2 separate regions of the Homo sapiens genome follow, and region 1 is linked to region 2. Evidence: read pairs that join two places in POLR2A ChIA-PET (ENCODE). Cell type or tissue: PC-9. All regions are shown on one strand. Links, peaks and the distances in the headings refer to the core of each region. The heading gives the core; the rest is flanking DNA. Region 1 has its middle 36 kb from the start of MPEG1. Region 2 holds the start of OR5A1 (olfactory receptor family 5 subfamily A member 1).

Region 1 (8,636 bases), core at 3,967-6,466, 190 kb after region 2:
ACCACCCTCTTTTTCTGATAGCAATGAAAGTGGGCACCCTTAAACTAAGAAACCTAGTACACTATTGTGTGGTCCCTGCGTAACCCTGCACAGTCTCAGACCTCAAGCTCCGGTAGAGCCATGATGAACCAAGACTGCCAGGATTCCAGCCATTCCCCACCTGTTACTATGGCATGGTCCAAATATATCATTCATCAACAAGACATGTATTGGGTAACTCCATGTTCTTGGGACAGAACTGAGTCAAATGATGAAGGAAAGAAAGGCAACACCTTAGAAGTAGAATGAATAAATTCACCACATTTCTTTGAAATAGCCATTTCTCTTTATGCATTCAAAGTATGGCTTGACTTGTAAGGATTTGAGTTCTATGGATTGTTAGGAATGTACTACATGGCTGTGAAGAAGACAATGTATGTATGTATGTATGTATGTATGTATGTATTTATTTATTTATTTATTTATTTTTGAGATGGAGTCTTGCTCTGTCCTTCAGGCTGGAGTGCAGTGGTGCGGTCTCGGCTCACTGCAACATTTGCCTCCCAGGTTCAAGCAATTCTCAGGCCTCAGACTCCCAAATAGGTGAGACCACAGATGCATGCCACCTTGCCTGGCTAATTTTTGTATTGTTTAGTGGAAACAGGGTTTTGCCATGTTAACCAGGTTGGCCTTGAACTCCAGATCTCAGGTGATCCACCTACCTCAGTTTCCCAAAGTGCTGGGATTTCAGGCGTGAGCCACAGCACCCACCCAAGAAGACCAAATTAACCAGTGAATATGAGGTGGCCTGTAAAATTGAACAAAGTATTATGTGTCTGGGTGTCTCCTAAAATGAGATACCACAATGTAAAACTTGTCAGTTTTTCAATAACCAGTAGCGGGAGGTCCATCCCAAGATGCTCCAGTAACAGAAAAGTTAACACAAAGGTGGTGGTGTGGCTAGAGGTAATGATAAAACTGCCTTTCATGGGCATAACTCTTTTAAAGTTTATATCCATGAACACTCGGTCTTCATGACAGCCTGGCTATGAGACCACATCTGATGGGCGAGGGAGTACAAGTTAGCTTGCATTTGCTGAAGATGACCTAGCTAATGATCAGCAGAGGAGGGGCCAGGCATGCCTGAGCACCAGGGTCACTCAAGGGGACAGAATGTTAACACCTTTCCACAATGGCCCTAACAAGATATTCTTTGTCTTAAATAGTTGACACTCCAGCTGGGATTATCTCTACAAATATCTTTTTTTTTTTTTTTTTTTTTTTGAGACGGAGTCTTGCTCTGTCGCCCAGGCCAGACTGCGGACTGCAGTGGCGCAATCTCGGCTCACTGCAAGCTCTCCGCTTCCCGGGTTCACGCCATTCTCCTGCCTCAGCCTCCCGAGTAGCTGGGACTACAGGCGCCCGCCACCGCGCCCGGCTAATTTTTTGTATTTTTAGTAGAGATGGGGTTTCACCTTGTTAGCCAGGATGGTCTCGATCTCCTGACCTCATGATCCACCCGCCTCGGCCTCCCAAAGTGCTGGGATTACAGGCGTGAGCCACCGCGCCCGGCCTATCTCTACAAATATCTTGGCATGAATGTCTGAAAGAGGCTGAATAAATCCACCTCTGCTCTGTTTCCAGAATTCTCTTTATCCAAAGGGTTTGCAACCTCTCAAGTCAGCCCCTTTTATCTTTGGATAAATATAAAAAAAATTTTGACTTTAAGAAAAATTCCTCCTTGAAATAAGCAGGAAGTTATTTCCAAGTAACTTCAACCTATGACTTCTCATCTGCAAAAGGAACGTTAAAATGTCCTCTCTTTCTACTTGACAAGTTGCAGAAAGAGGTGACATTCTGCTTGAAAAGGTGGGTAGAGACAAACAGCCTCAATGTCCTCACTTACCCTGTTCAGGAGGGAGACTATAGGCAGAGAGCCTATCAAAGCTGTGTTGAGCTTATGACCTACAGAACTATGACATAATACAAGTCTGTTGTTTTAAGCTGATAAATTTGTGTTAATCCATTATGCAGCAATAGAAAACTAATAATTCTCAGTGTGCATTTTATTATGCTTCTCTGTAAAGCTACTCCCTCCAAACTTTGCAGCTGATATCCTGATGAAGCTATTATTTTTTAAAAGTTCCTTTTTGGAAAAGTCATCCTATTCAATTCAGAAAACAGTCAGTGGGCATCTTTTTGATGTCAGGCACTGTGCTAAGCTCTGAAATATAAAGATGAATAAGAACTTTAACCCTAAAAGACCTCGAAGAGAAACTACACAAATAGACACGACTATTATCTGAATCAGAAAGTGCTGAGAACCATGAGGGCATAACAAGTACAAGGTATGAGAGTTCAGAAAAGGGAGAAATCATATCCTGTTAAGGGTGTCAAGAAAGGTTGTCTTGAGGTGGCTGTGGGGAAGAGGATAGGAAATCAAAAAGAGGCTCAGAAAAAATTCGAGGAAGCAGTGAATGTCCTTGTGGGAAAAGAGGGCTCATTTGAATAGCTAAGCCCACCAGCAGCCTGACTAAGCTTATGGATATCATGGGAAAAAAACAACATGGTGAGGGATGGTAGTGGGAATCACTGAGGGCTGGGATAATGAGCTTAGGAATTTGGGAGAGCCTGAGAAGCATGAAATCATGAAAACCAAGAATAGATTGGCTGGGAGTTGCAGAGTAGAACAGGCAGTTTTAGTAAAGGGAAATTTTAGAGTTTGAGATTTTGGAATTAAGCAATTTTCTATTATGGTGAGGGCTGGAATGGGGCTGCCAAGTCATATGACTGGGGTGGCATAGAATTTGAAGTTGGTGAGGCATCCCTTCAAGACAATGTACAGCCGGAGCACTAGAGGGACATCAACCTTAACATTGTCTGATGCATCTTTCTCATTGCCACCATACTTAGCACAGCACCATTAAACATAGAGGGCTAAACAAATGTCGACCTGAGAGGCATACAGAAAAATGAAACAATCACAGTGAGATAGTCAATCTAGATTTTTTTCTGCACTATGGAGCTTGAAATTTGGTCTTGAGGAGAGGCAATAAATGGGTAAGAAGGCATTCTTTGACATTACCAGCCAGGTGTAGTTGCTTTTAAATTTATTGAACTCATTGGTGAGCAACTTGAGAAGAGTGATGTCTTGAGACCTCAATCAAAGACATGATGTAGGCAGTGCACAGAAAGAACCTGGTTTTTGTTATTTTTTCTGTCATCCTGCCTCATCTGGCAGAGAAAATTTCAAGACTAATTTTAGATTTTCAGGAATAATTAATGATTCAGTAAAATAAACGGATACATCATGACCTATATCTTTGCCCCTCTTCCCTTCCCCAAACCATCAACATCCACGTAGACTGAGATGTCCTCACTTGTATGGCTTTTTATGGCATCCCATAGAATAGGTCTTTCTCACCATCTGGGAAGCAACTGGGCAGCCCTCTCCAGTGAACATTCACCAACCTAACTGACCGCCTCCAGCCACAACTGCCTCTCTTCCTTGAGATCGAGCCCTGCCAACAAAATGCCACTTTCAAGATCAAGCAAGTTCAGGGTAATTATACTTTTCCCAAGTCACATCAGCTCTGGATAATTTTCAGAGCTATTTCCAGGTCTATTTTAAGGGATAACTCGATGTCGCAATGCGTGAGAGTCAATTGGATACATGATTCCCAATGACTCCATGCTTGCCGTGTTCCTGGTCTCAGAAAGCTTTTCAAAGAAAAGCTCAGGGTGGGCTCTCTCAGCAGGGGATACCATATTATTATGGCTTCCCAGAAGAGGGCCTACCCCCGCCATCACTCCAAGCAGGATCAAAGAATCAGAGTCTCTTCAAAGAACAGACAGCAAGCACTATGGGTGGAAGGCCACAGATGCCCTACAGATGTGGTTGGGCAACTATTTTCTAGGTTTTACCAGGTTGGTTTATAAGTCTATCTGAAGACTGAGAACAGATTTCGGAGAACATCTTCTCCTATTTATTCTGGTTACAGCAAAATAAATAAATGAATGTTTATGTTACTTTCAATGAGCTAAAATAGTTATTTACAAAGACAGACAAGACCTGCTTTAAGCAAAAGTATAAAATTCTACAACTTTGTCCTCTGTGCCACCACCTCCCTCTTTAAGCCTCTCTCATCCTGATTCTGGGTTCTTTGTTCTTTCCATTACCACTTGCCTGCATTCTCATGCAGCTATCTTTTCCTGTGACTGTAGGCACTAGTTAAATTCTGGCCCTACCAATGACTGGCTGTGATCCAGTGAGCAGCCAAGGCAGAAAACCACTGCCTCAGAGTATCCCTCTCTGAAAAGCACTGAAGCCTTTGCAGCAGTCTTGAAACCTGTTCGAGTTTCCTCAATCTTGAGGATTCCTTCGTTTGACATTGCCAGCTGTTGTACCTACTCTTCCATTTTCTTCTCTCCTTCCACTGCTAAACTGGCATAACTTCCGTCAGTACCTGGCCTTGTTCAAATCCCCTCTGAGCTCCATTCCGGATATCCCTATCTGAGACCAATGAGTTCCACCCCTACCATTCTGTTGAAATTGCTCTGGGAAGACCACACCTCCCTTCCTTCTTGCCAAATCAATGGCCTTCTGTTTATATTTTCTCTCTTTGAGTTCCATGCCATGTTCATTAAGCATCACTGAGCAGTGACAGATTTGAGGATCAGGATAAGGAATTTGGATGTCATCAGGCCATCAGTGAACAAAAAAACTAATGAACGCTCTTGAGCAAAAAATGACATGATTGGATCTGTGCTTTAAGGAGGTCCATTTGCAGGTTAAGGAGGAAGAATTGAATTTGAGAGAGTCTGAAGGCGAATTATGAACAATCAGTTTAAAATTGCCTGAGTCCCCCCACAAAAAAATTCTTGGAGTTGGAGATGACATGAAAAGAGGGTTCTATTGATTCTACCGATAATGTTTCAAGTAGTATTAAAGAACAATCCATTCTGAAGGTGGGAGCAAGGGAGGCAGGAATTGTAAAGCACCATAGTCTTCTAGTTTACTATCCTCACACCCTTCAGTATGCAATAAGATATATAAAAAAAAAAAAGAGGATTCTTTAGGTTTAGGGTTTTTTTTTCCCTAAAAAAAGATTTAATTACAAACTACTGAATTGGCCATAGTAATCATTTCTCCAATATCTAGCCTCAGAGAGAGACCCCAAGAATGTAGGCATGATGCCCAGAGCTGGGAACTCGAGGAGGGAGTATAATTTGTTTAGCTTCACAGTAGGAGACTCTGGCCCTGGCAGAGGAGAAGCTGATGGGGTTTTGGGTGGAGAAGGGAAATTGTAACATTTTTCTCATCTGGATGCAAGTTGAAGAGCTGCCAACATCAACAGGGTGTGGCCACCATCTTTCACAAATCCTTGAAAGAAGCTGTGGTGTGCTGTGGGTTTACACAATGCCCACTTCCTTCTGTTTCTTGTATGTCCTCCCCAAGACACACAAATAGACTTCAAGTATTTTCAAGATGGATATTTGATAAATCAAAAACAAAACACGTACATGAGGGAAATCTGGCCTTAGTCAAACAGCAAGAGGTTATTTTTCTTTTAAACTCCCTGCCCACTGATCTTTTGAAAGATAAGTGTTATCAGGTGATTTTTTAAAAAAATTGCCATCCATTTCTCAGGTCCTTATAGGGGCAGTGGTGTATGGAGGAATGAGGATATTATGAAATAAAGTGTTACAAGAGGCCCTATGCACACAATAAAAAATGTTAGTACATGTCAATCTCCTTTCTTCTTTCTTTTTGTTTCACAGAATCAGAATCTCAGGATTTTAAGGAACCCATAAGGTTAACTAATTCAGATTGTCTTTTAAATCTTAAATCCTGTCACTGTCAAGTGTACCATCTTCTGCTTACACACGTCCAGTGATGAGAAATTTAAAGCTTTCTGGGCTATCCATTCTACTTTTGAACTATACTATTGTTTTCCTAAAATTCTCTCTCTCTCTCTCTCTGTCTATCTTTGTCAGAAGGGTTCTGTAAAATATCTAGTGCTTTACAAAGGTAACTGCTATTGTCTGAAATTGTCACATATTTTGGAGCCAAAAACCAGTCTCAGATTGCATTGACTCCAGGGATATATTATTGGAACCACACCAGGAACTAGGAATAACATGGAAGCTGAGCCAATGGAAATCAACTGTACCCAAACAAAGCTGGCATTTTCTTTATCCCTGAGCACAGGTAGCTACCCAAGATGCCCAGAGGTGCTCTCTGGGACATGCTGTACCCCACAACCTAAACAGAACCAGTGGTAACTGGGAGAGAACTGGCGTCTCTTTCAACCCCCACCAAGTCCTTCTCTTGGAGTTGGTAGCCAATTTAACATAGCTGCATCCAAATACTTTTTATCTCTTTGTCCAAAACATGTACTATGGGTGCTGGCAGAGATGGGTTTCATTCTTTTTCCAAGCATCTGATCTTAGCCATCTAACTGAAATGTAGAGCGTAAGGAGCTGTAAATGAGTCTGCCCCTTTTCTTTCCTTGGAATCATTACTGCTGAATCATAGAGTCACAGAATGGGAGAGTGAGAAACACTCATGAAGGTGGGGAAGTTGGAGCAGGCAAGATGCTGGGACCTTCTCTCCTACTCCTCTGACTTTGACCAGAAAGCTGGACTTTATCTATTTAATATTCTGAAATTCTGCAGAAAAAAATTTGTTTTTGCATTTCTTCTATTTACAAACGGAAGTAAGGAATAAAGGAATGTGGACTAGAAAATACTGATCTAACCTAATACTTTTATTGTCCATACAAGAGATGAGGAGATTAAGATTCAGAGAAGGAAATAATTTTTCCAACAGTCACATTACAAAGAAGCAGGAGAAATAGAACTTGAACAAGCATTTTTTTTTTCATTTAACTTTCAGGCTAGTTTTTTTTTTTTATTCTAGAGTCATGGGTATATGCAAGTGTGTATCTGCAATTTTTGAAAAACCATCTAGTTTACTTGGGGTCTTCTTTAGCTACCTTTGAGACTCTAGGTTTTAGAATAAGGTAAAGCAGAAAGAGCTTCTCTTGAAGATATAAAATATAGATGCTACTTTTTATATCTGGTACCAATAAATGGTACAGATCTTTACTTCATGTCTTTTTGCTTTAGTTTTATTACCTATGATGGGAAAGGCTAGGCTTGCTGGTTTCTAGCTCTGATATTACATTATTTTAGTGTTTTAGATCTATCCCAGAATTTTCTGGACGTCTATGCAATATTTAAAATAAGGAAGGCCCAGTGGTTTTAGGATTAGGACAAGTTTACAGTATCTACATAGTAATGATTTGATAACCCTTTATTTAAGCAGTGAACAAACTATTCATTGGACACACGTAATGTGCTAGGCACTGTAACAGAGGAGGGGACAGAAATGATCAAGGTAGACAGCACATTTCTTTTCCTCATGTCAGTCTTTCTATATTTTCTTCATCATACCCTAGAAAATCATCTGAACCATAAATGCCCACCACACTTCAAATATAGTGTTCATCTGGGAATTACCGCATTAGAACTTCATTCCTCTTTATCTTGCTATGCGGCTCAACCCTGCTAAAATGTAAATAGCCCTGCTGAGGTTGAGGACAAGAGAACTCTCCACAATCATTTTTGGAATTCAGATTCCACAGAACCAGCCTTGTCTAGTCACTTGGAATGGGAGAAAGATCATATATATTGCAGGTATATCTTTTCTTTTCTTTTTTTTTGAGATGAAGTCTCACTGTGTCTCCCAGGCTGGAGTGCAGTGGCACAATCTCGGCTCACTGCAACCTCCCCCTCCTGAGTTCAAGAGATTCTCCTGCCTCAGCCTCCTGAGTAGCTGGGATTACAGTGCCCAACACCACACCTGATTAATTTTTACATATTCTTTTAGTAGAGATGGGGTTTCACCATGTTGGCCAGGCTGGTCTCAAATTCCTGACCTCAAGCGATCTGCACTCCTCAGCCTCCCAAAATGCTGGGATTACAGGCATCAGCCACCATGCTCGGCCATTGCAGTTATATCAATAACATAGTCCTATTGTAACCAGTGGAGGGTGTCCAGGTTCTTAGCATTTTGAACAAAGAATTAGACAAAATGCATAAACAAAGCAATAAAAGAAAATTACAGATTGTTGAAATGAAAGTACACTCCACAGAGTGGGAGCTGGTTAAAGTAAGTGGCTCAAGAGCGATGGTTACAGAATTTTCTGGGATTTAAATACCCTCTAGAGGTTTCCCATTGGTTACTTGGTTTATACCCTATGTAAGTGAAGAGGATGAAGTGAAATTACAAAGTTATTGATTTGGTGTATACCCTATGCAAAAGAAGAGGATGTTTCCTGACATAGCTGAAGTCAAGTTACAAAGTTATTGACTTGGATATAGAAAGTTGGGGTTTCTATTTGATTTAGTTCTAGGAAGTCCTTAGATTCCCTGACTCCAGACCCTATTCTCCTGCCTCATTTCCCCCCTGAGAGACATGATCCCCATAAACCTTTATGGGAGGCAGAGGAACCAAGGGTCTTTCTTCTGTAACTGCTTCATGCTGACTTCGGGAGCAGTCCCTACATATTGGGGATCACAGTACTCTCATCCTGCTCTGTCTGGTGGGGACAGGGTAGCTTCTTGATGGCTGGTGGTGTCTTCACCTGGAA
Region 2 (8,636 bases), core at 2,043-4,542:
GATGCAAGAGAGAGAGAGCAACAGAAAGGGGCCAGGCTCTTTAAACAACCAGCTGTTGCCTGAATTCACTAATCACCAAGGGGATAGCACTACCCCATTCATGAAGGATCCGCCCCATGGGCCAATCACCTCCTACCAGGCCCCGCCTCCAACAATGGGGATTACATTTCAACATGAGATTTGGAGGGAAGAAACACTCAAACTATATCAAACAGGGTCCAGCTTATCGTATACAACAATTAATAAAACACTGCACTGGGAAAATTATTCAACTGATAAATCAAGAGCATAGAATTATCTGAGACAGACAACAAACTTGTATGTAAATCCTAAATTTCTGCATGTTATCTGGAATTTCAATTTTGAATTGGAGAAAGCTCAAATATGAAAAGAATAATGTACATTTAAAAAACTTTGGCAAAAAAATCTGTAAATTCAAAGTTTCCATATTCTACTTAAGTACTTAAATGACAGCAGAGAATGCTTGAAAACAAAATAGTATACAGCAGACTTCTTGAAAAGTATAGTACCGAAAATAAATGAGCTATCAAGCCATGAAAAGACATGGAGGAAACTTACGTGCATATTACTAAGTGAAATAAATTAACCTGAAAGGCTACGTAGGGTATGATTCCACCTATAAGACATATTGGAAAAAGCAAAACTATGGAGACAGTAAAAAGATCAGTAGTTGCTAGGGGTCAGGGAGAGGGAAGGGTGAACAGGGAGAGCACAGAGGGTTTTTAGGACAGTGAAGCTACTATGGATGATCCTATAACAGTGGATACATGTCATCATACATTTGCCCAAACCCACGGAATACACAACACTAAGAATGAACCCAAATGTTAACTATGGATTTTGGGTGATAATAATTTGCCAATGTAGGTTCATTGATTGTAACAATGTACCACTGTGGTGGGGGAGATTGATCATGGAGGAGGCTATGCATGTGTAGGAGTAAAAGGATAAATAGGAAATCTCTGGTCAATATTGCCGTGACTCTACAATTGCTCTAAAAAATAAGGTCTATTTTTTAAAAAGTACAAAAAAAGATTTGGCTGAATTTGAGGAAAGACAAATAGCATTGAGAGGTGCAGGGAGAAAAACTAAAAGTCAAAGAACTTATTGGTTACCTATATGGGCTTGTGGATATAGGGAATTCTATCATGTGAGATTAATATGGGCATGAAGACAAAGAGCAAACTGCACTTACCCTGTTGCTCCTGCTCTGTCTGCCCTTTAGCTGATACCTGTTTTGAGTTGTTCTGCTTTGGAAGGAGTTTAATTGGGTTTCAGTGGCTGCTTCCAATTACCAAAGTGCTAATGAGTTTGGAGAGAGCTTGCGGCTGGTTTTTTCATCAAGGATCAAAATATCCTCTTGGTGCATAGAAGGTGTGCTTTGGGGCAGAGTAAAGGAAGAAAAAGATATATAAAGAAAGGATGGAGGTTGTAATCTTTAAGAAGCTCTTCTGGCATCAGCTAATATCTGCATTTAGGGTCATTTTGAGAAAATGTTCAAAGCTGGGGTTGGGGGTAAATTGGGGAGAGGTTTTTTTCTTCTGTCCTTGGAGATGTTTCATTATATTTGCTCCTGAGGGTCTTTTTGAAAGGGAGGAATGTATCACCCGAACTTCACAGCTTTATGATTAATTGCTCTCTGGGGTTGTCTAGAACGCAAACTCTAAAAGCTCCAAAACTGATGCTTATTAAACTCCATCCCAGTGGCTAGGGCCTCCAATCCCCCAAGGCCAATCAAGATATTTTCTGGTAGTACCTGACGAAAAAACTCAGGATAGCAGTGGAACATAAGGATAGGTTAAACACCACTCCACAAAATAAAGCAAAATTGCCTATCTATAAATACATATTTATTGACTCTATTCCATTACTTAGTAGAACCTATTTGGCCAGAAGTATGCTAAAAGGATGGGACCTTAACCTTCCTGAGCTCCTCTTATGTGCTAAGCACTATACTATGTGCCTTATGTGTGTTAACTCACTAAGTTCTCCCCAATTCCCCGTGCAGAGGAGGAAACCGAAATTCAGAGAAGCTAAATAAATTGATCGAAATTTTATGCTAGTAAGGGATTGATCTGATATTTGAACTCTGTGTAATACCAAACACTGCATATAAATATATGACACATGCACTTATTTTGAAACTCACATAAATGTGTTGATATGGTCAATCATACCCCTCAATTCATAAATCCATTTTCTTTCCACAGAAACCTACTATCTTCCTCCAGGAAAGAGACATTAGAAATAGGGCATTTTTTTCTTAAAACATTTTAAAAAACTTATTCTGCTATGGAATATAAAGGTGTAATATAAAGATGTAGAACTTTTATTCTATGGAGAGCTACATACAAATAAAAAGTAATATGGGGCCACACATTTAACAAAATCAAGCCATTAGTACATGTGCTTTCAGGTGGAGGGGAAAAAGTAAAATATTTGATTCTCTTGTTTCTTAAGCTGAGAACATGGAACTTCGGTCTTTTCAAAGTAGCTACAATAAACAGTGGATGACTGATCTCAATTCCATGACTACTTAAAGGAGAGAAAGCTATCCAACCAGGCAGAGAAAAAAATGGTTGGAGAGTAGAATTCAAAGGAAAAACATGGATAAGGGAGAAATTATTCGTTCGTGCATTCCTTAAGTATGTATGTATTTATTTATTGAGAGTTAGGTCTCTTTGTTTATTTATTTATTTAAATTGACAAATGCCAAATTGTATATATTTATGTTATATAACATAATGTTTTGATATATGTATACATAGAAGAATTATTAAATCAAGCAAATTAACATATCCATCAGCTCACCTACTTATGATTTTTCTGATGACAACATTTTAAAATCTACTTTTTCAGTGATTTTCAAGTATACTACACACATTATCATTAATTATAGTCACCATGCTGTACAACAAATCTCCAAAATTTATTTCTCCTGTCTAACTGAAACTTTGTACCTTTTAAGTGACATCTCCCTGCTCCCCCTACCCCTGCCCCTGAGAGCCACCATTCTACTCTCTGCTTCTATGAGTTCAGTTTTTTTTAGATTTCACATAATTGAGGGCATACAGTATTTGTCTTTCTGTGCCAGGTTTATTTCACTTGCCATAATGCCCTCCAGGTTTATTCATGTTGTAGCAAAGGACAAGATTTTCTTTTCTTTGAAGGCAGAATAGTGTATATATACTATATATTCTTTAGCCATTCATCCATTAATGGACATTTAGCTTGATTTCATATTATGGCTATGCTCAATAGTGCTGCAATAAACATGAGAGTGCAGTTATCTCTTTGACATATTGATTTCATTATTTTTGGATATATACCCAGTAGTGGGATTGCTGGGTCATATAGCAGTTCTAAGTTTAGTTTTTTGAGGCATATCTATACTGTTTTCCAGAATGGCTACACTTACTATATGCTACTTGTTTTTTATTTTTATTTTTTGCCATTCTAATAGATACAAGTGGGGTTTAGTTTTGATTTTAATTTCTATTTTGTTAATGAATAGTGGTGTTGAGTATCATATGTCCATCCATGTATCTATTTTGCTGAATTATATGTTCACATATATTTTGCCCATTTAAAAAATTTCTGAAATGTAAAACTTAGTTTTGAAAGTTCTTTATATATGCTACATACAATTCCTTTATCAAATATATAATTTGAAAATATTTTTTCCAATCTGTAACTTGTCTTTTCATTCCACTAATATTTTTTGAGAGCAGAATCCTCAATTTTTGCAATGTCTCATTTATCATTTTTCCTTTTATTAATTGTGTGTTTGGTGTAACACCTAGGAAATCTTTGCATAATGCAAAGTCATAATGATTTTTTTCTATGTTTTCCTCTAGAAATTTTATAATTTATATTTTACATTTAGTTGTATGATTTAATTACTTGTGTATGGTGTGAAGTAAAAACTGTTTCATATTTTGGCACAGTGGCATCTAATTGTCCTAGCATTATTCGTGGAAAAGTATATTCTTTCTCATTTGAGCTGTTTTTTGCATATTGATGAAAGTCATTTGATTGTAAGTATGTGGGTCTATTTCTGTTCTTCAGAACAGAACTGTCTATTCTGTTTCATTGATATATGTATTCTTTTCTTTCTCCAATATCATACTTTCTTAATTATTGTAGCTGTATGCGTATCTTTTTAAAGCAAGTAATGTGTGTCCCTCAACTTTGTTCTTCTATTTCAAAACTATTTTGGCTCTTCTAGTTCCTTTATCTTTCCATAAATATTTTATTTTATTATTTTTATTTTTTCAAAATGATCAGCATCAACATAAAAATTTTTAGAATCAATTTGAAAATATCTACAGAAAATCCTGTTGATATTTGATTTAAAATGTATTGAATATAGGATCTATTTTGGGGGAATTGATATTTATTATGGCACTACATTGAGTCTTCTAATCCATACACATGCTATATATCTCCACATATTTAGATAATTGGTTTCTTTCATCAGTGTTTTATAGTTTGCTGCACACAGATCTTGTACTTATTTCATTAGGTTTATACCTAAGTATTTCATGTTTTTAAAAATGCTATTGTATTGTAAATGATACACTTGAAAATTTCAATTACCAATTATTTACTAATAGTGTTCAATTACTAATTGTTAATTACTAGCTCAATTACCAATTGTTTACTACAGTTAATTTTTATAATTTGACTGTTTATTGGGGCACTGCTTAACTTACTTATTAGTTCTTGAACCTATGCTATAGATTCTTTGGGATTTTCTACACTCATATTATTTGTGGATGATATGGTTAGGCTTTGTGTCCCCACCCAAATCTCATCTTGAATTGTAATCCTCAAGTGTTGAGGGAAAGACCTGACGGTAGGTAACTGAATCATTGCGGTAGTTTCCCCCATTCTGTTCTCATGATAGCGAGTGAGCTCTCATGAGATCTGATGGTTTTATAAGGGGCTCTTCCCGCTTCGCTGTCTCACTCTCTCTCTCCTACTGCCATGTGAAGGAGGTCCTTGCTTCCCCTTCACCTTCCACCATGACTGTAAGTTTCCTGAGGCCTCCCCAGCCATGTAGAACTGAGTCAATTAACCTTTTTCCTTTATATATTACCCAGTCTTGGGAAGTTCTTTATAGCTATGTGAAAACAGACTAATACATTGTATAAAGGAAGTTTTATATTTTTCTTTGCAATCTATGTAACTTTTACTTATTTTTCCTGCTTTATTGATAAGAACTCCAGTACAATGTATAAAATGAATGGTGAGAGCAGACATCATTGCCTTTTTCCTGATCTTAGGAGAAAAACATTTAGTTTTTTACTAGTAAGTGTCATAATAGCTGTAGGGTATTTTTGTTATTAACCTATGAACTATATCAGATTGCAGGTGTTCTTTCTAATCCTAGTTTGCCAAGAGTCTTTATCATAAATGGATGCTGGATTTTTTAAAAGACATATACTGAATTGATTGATTTTATATATTTTCTCCTTGATTTTCACTTTATTGATAAAGAGAGATTCATTGACTGATTTTAAAATGTCGAACCAGACTTACATATTTTTGAGGATAAATCCAACTTGGAAATATGTATATAATGTATATCCCTAACCAGGTAGTTGGATTTGAGAGAAGGTAATTCCCAAAGAACCTAATTCTAAGAGAGAGAAGAGAACAAGAGCCATGCAGTCGATCTTCAGGAGTGGAATCCTAAAGCAGAAGCAGTTGCAATTTTCAATTCTAAAAGCCAGGGTAGCCATGGGAGGCAGTTCAATAAAGACATAGCCAGGAGTTACTCTGGTACCAAGGAGGAGTCACCAGCTGCATTTGTTTATTGTTTTCTTGCCTTCAGCCCTCACAGTTGTAGGTGAAAATATGTTATGTATGTATGTGTATGTGTGTGTGTGTGTGTTGGGGTAACAGAATGGACATGAGAGATGGTAGGCTCGTTGTAATCGTCAAAGATTCTCTCTCCCTCTATACCCTTACATGTGGGAATAATCCTCAAAGTCTTGTCTGTGGTCTGTTTTTCATCTTCTACACATTTTACCTAGGCTCTTTCCTCTTATCTCAGAGTTTAAATTAATAATGCTATGTATAACCACTGTTCTTGCCCACATCAGCTGGAAGACTGAAACATGATCACAATAATAGTTATCAGACAAAGTTTCCAGGGTGTCTTACTACCCCAGATTCCTTTGAATTCCTTCTATACCCACATAGTCCTCAAAATTCCTCCTAGTTCTGGAAGCCATCAGGGAGTGGCTCACATACTCTTTGTATAATAATCTACTATTGTGTTATCTATTGTTTTCCTTCTTTCCTGTTATGGATCAGGATGGTATTTCCTGCAGATAGTCACCATGTCACTAGCTCTGATGCACAACAGTGTCTCATGGCTAAGATGCTGGCATTGAAGACACAGGTATCTGCATTGAGAGCATCATACCCTGATGCTACCCAAACTGCTGGCATTAGTACTACTTGCACGTCAATACTCTTTTCAGTTTCTTTTTTCCAGCATTCTTTTCCCAGTCCCTTTGGGCCAGGACTCAGGAATGTGTCTTTGGGCTGGGCTGAAGGATAATTTAAGTGATAGAAAACTGGTTCTTTCCAGAACCTCCTTTCTCTTCTGAGCTCAGGTCATTGTTCTGAAAGTAGATGAGTACCTTGTGATTCTTTTCTTTTGAGATGCTCCCTTTAAGAGTTCCTGAGGGAAATTCATTTCAATGGATGTTTAGTCAGTGCAATGTTCAAAGCCTTCTTGGAAAATTTATACTCATGATGTTGTCAATTCATATGAGTCCTCAAATACCCTGATAAGTAGAGAAAATTGTGCTTTATTTTTTGCATTAACATTATTTAAAATCTTCACTGCAACTTTCACTATATCAATGATTAAGCATATTTTCATTTGATTTGGAATTAACACTTAAAATTTCCTAATGATTCATTTTTTAGTTTAAGTTTTACCTAGCAATTTAATGAGAGTTTAATATTTTCAAGTGTTTTTCAGGGGCATAAAATTTACATTATTTACAAATAATTAGGGCTATGATAATACTAAGTACATGAATAATAAAAATGACCCTGAAACCTAAGGTAATTGTTTATTAAAAAATACTGTGCCAAGATTGACTAAAAATGAAAGTTTTTGAAAACCATATCCAAATTAGATGACATTTTAATGAAAACATATAGCTAACTGGTATTTAATAAAAACATATAGTTAGCCAGGGACAACAATAATATAGATTCTCATGCTATTTCTAATAAACTAATTATCAGAATATTACAGCTGGAGATGTTTCTTCTGAGACAAATGGGCAATTTAAAAATCAACATGATAACCCCTCATGTTTGAATAGATTATATAATGGTTTTCATATAGATTGTATATTATATGCTCTTCACACAAACATACAATGTTGATATATTTGGTGCACTTTCAGAGATAAAGGAAAAGCTTATGTAAGATCAACTGAGGCATCCAAGACCACACACTGGCAATCGGATGGATTTCAGCCCATGACGTGTGGTCCCCACTACCAATTATTTTTACTTCTGATGCCTACTCTTCTCATTTGCTCTCTTGTTATGTCATTGTATCTCTTTTTAAATATTTAAAAATCTGCTTTAAAAAAATTATACCATGAATGTAAACTTATGACATACCTGTTTTCAGTTACGTCACCCTTATCCAAACATATTTGCTTATTATTGTTATTTACCATTTACATTATGCTTAGTATGTTGCCCCTCTCCCTGATCTAGTTTATTTCTCAGAATTGAACTTCATGATAATATTGAGTTCAGGTGCTTGAGAAGCACATGGTACAGTGCTTGGATCACAGTGAGGATGTAATGTGTTTGAGGATGATCAATCACTATTGCAACTGACCCTACAATTTAGGCATATTTCCACTAGGTGGCAGCAACATTCCATACGGATAAAAACCAATAGGTGCTTGGTTTTGACAGACAATGGTTTAGTAATTAAGTTATCTTAGCAGTAATCATGCTGTTTGAGTTTTTAGAGGTTTTCTATTCTAGCTCTTTGGTTTCAGAATAAAAAAAGTTGAGGTCCAGAGAGGGGTCAAGAGAGATCAACAGCGCAATCTGCCATAGTAGAATGGGAATTATAATTCAGGTCCTATGATGCCTTTGCGCTTTCCCTCTTGTATAAATTGTTAAAGACCTCTAAAACTTTTCAATATACCTTCACTTTGGGTTTGTTAGAGATGTCTTGTGAAAACACTTTGGATCCATATCAGGTTGAAATTTTTCCTAGTCGCTAGTGGAAGAAATGCACCCTGAGATAACTTTTCAAATTCCAATTTGAGAGTTAAGATGTTTTACTACTAAGGATATTTGGATTTTTCTCTGGGTTTTCTTTGAAATGATTCAAGTAAACTCATTAAAATAGCTATGCTAAAATGTTAAGCTAAAATGAAAGTAAATCATATTTCAGGAGATGCTGTCAGAGAACAAACTCTAAGATGCATAGAATCCTAGGGAGATAAATTTTGAGTTGAACATCAAAGCACTTCCAATTCTAAACACTTATAATTCGATATGGAGTTTATTTGCCTTTATGTGCTATTTGCTTTCATACTTTTTTATTGTGG

Evidence for each region. Peaks named below come from ENCODE experiments on the same cell type or tissue, not always from the same donor. Only the 100,000 strongest peaks of a DNase experiment are listed, where the experiment ranks them.
Region 1: POLR2A ChIA-PET joins it to region 2 with 6 read pairs; 2 of 35 experiments call an interaction of 5 or more read pairs at or near these places.

Annotation. Positions count from the first base shown.
Region 1 is chr11:59,244,728-59,253,363 of GRCh38, reverse strand. No RefSeq gene overlaps it. Among named protein-coding and RNA genes, the nearest start is that of MPEG1, 36 kb to the right of the region's middle. In PC-9, for the core only: no CTCF peak of the experiment used is centred there; a DNase peak (open chromatin) is centred at 5,443; H3K27ac peaks cover 1,814 bases.
Region 2 is chr11:59,429,416-59,438,051 of GRCh38, reverse strand. OR5A1 (olfactory receptor family 5 subfamily A member 1) reads right to left here and starts at 1,583. Exons shown (of 2, transcript NM_001004728.2): 1 at 1,217-1,583. In PC-9, for the core only: no CTCF peak of the experiment used is centred there; no DNase peak of the experiment used is centred there.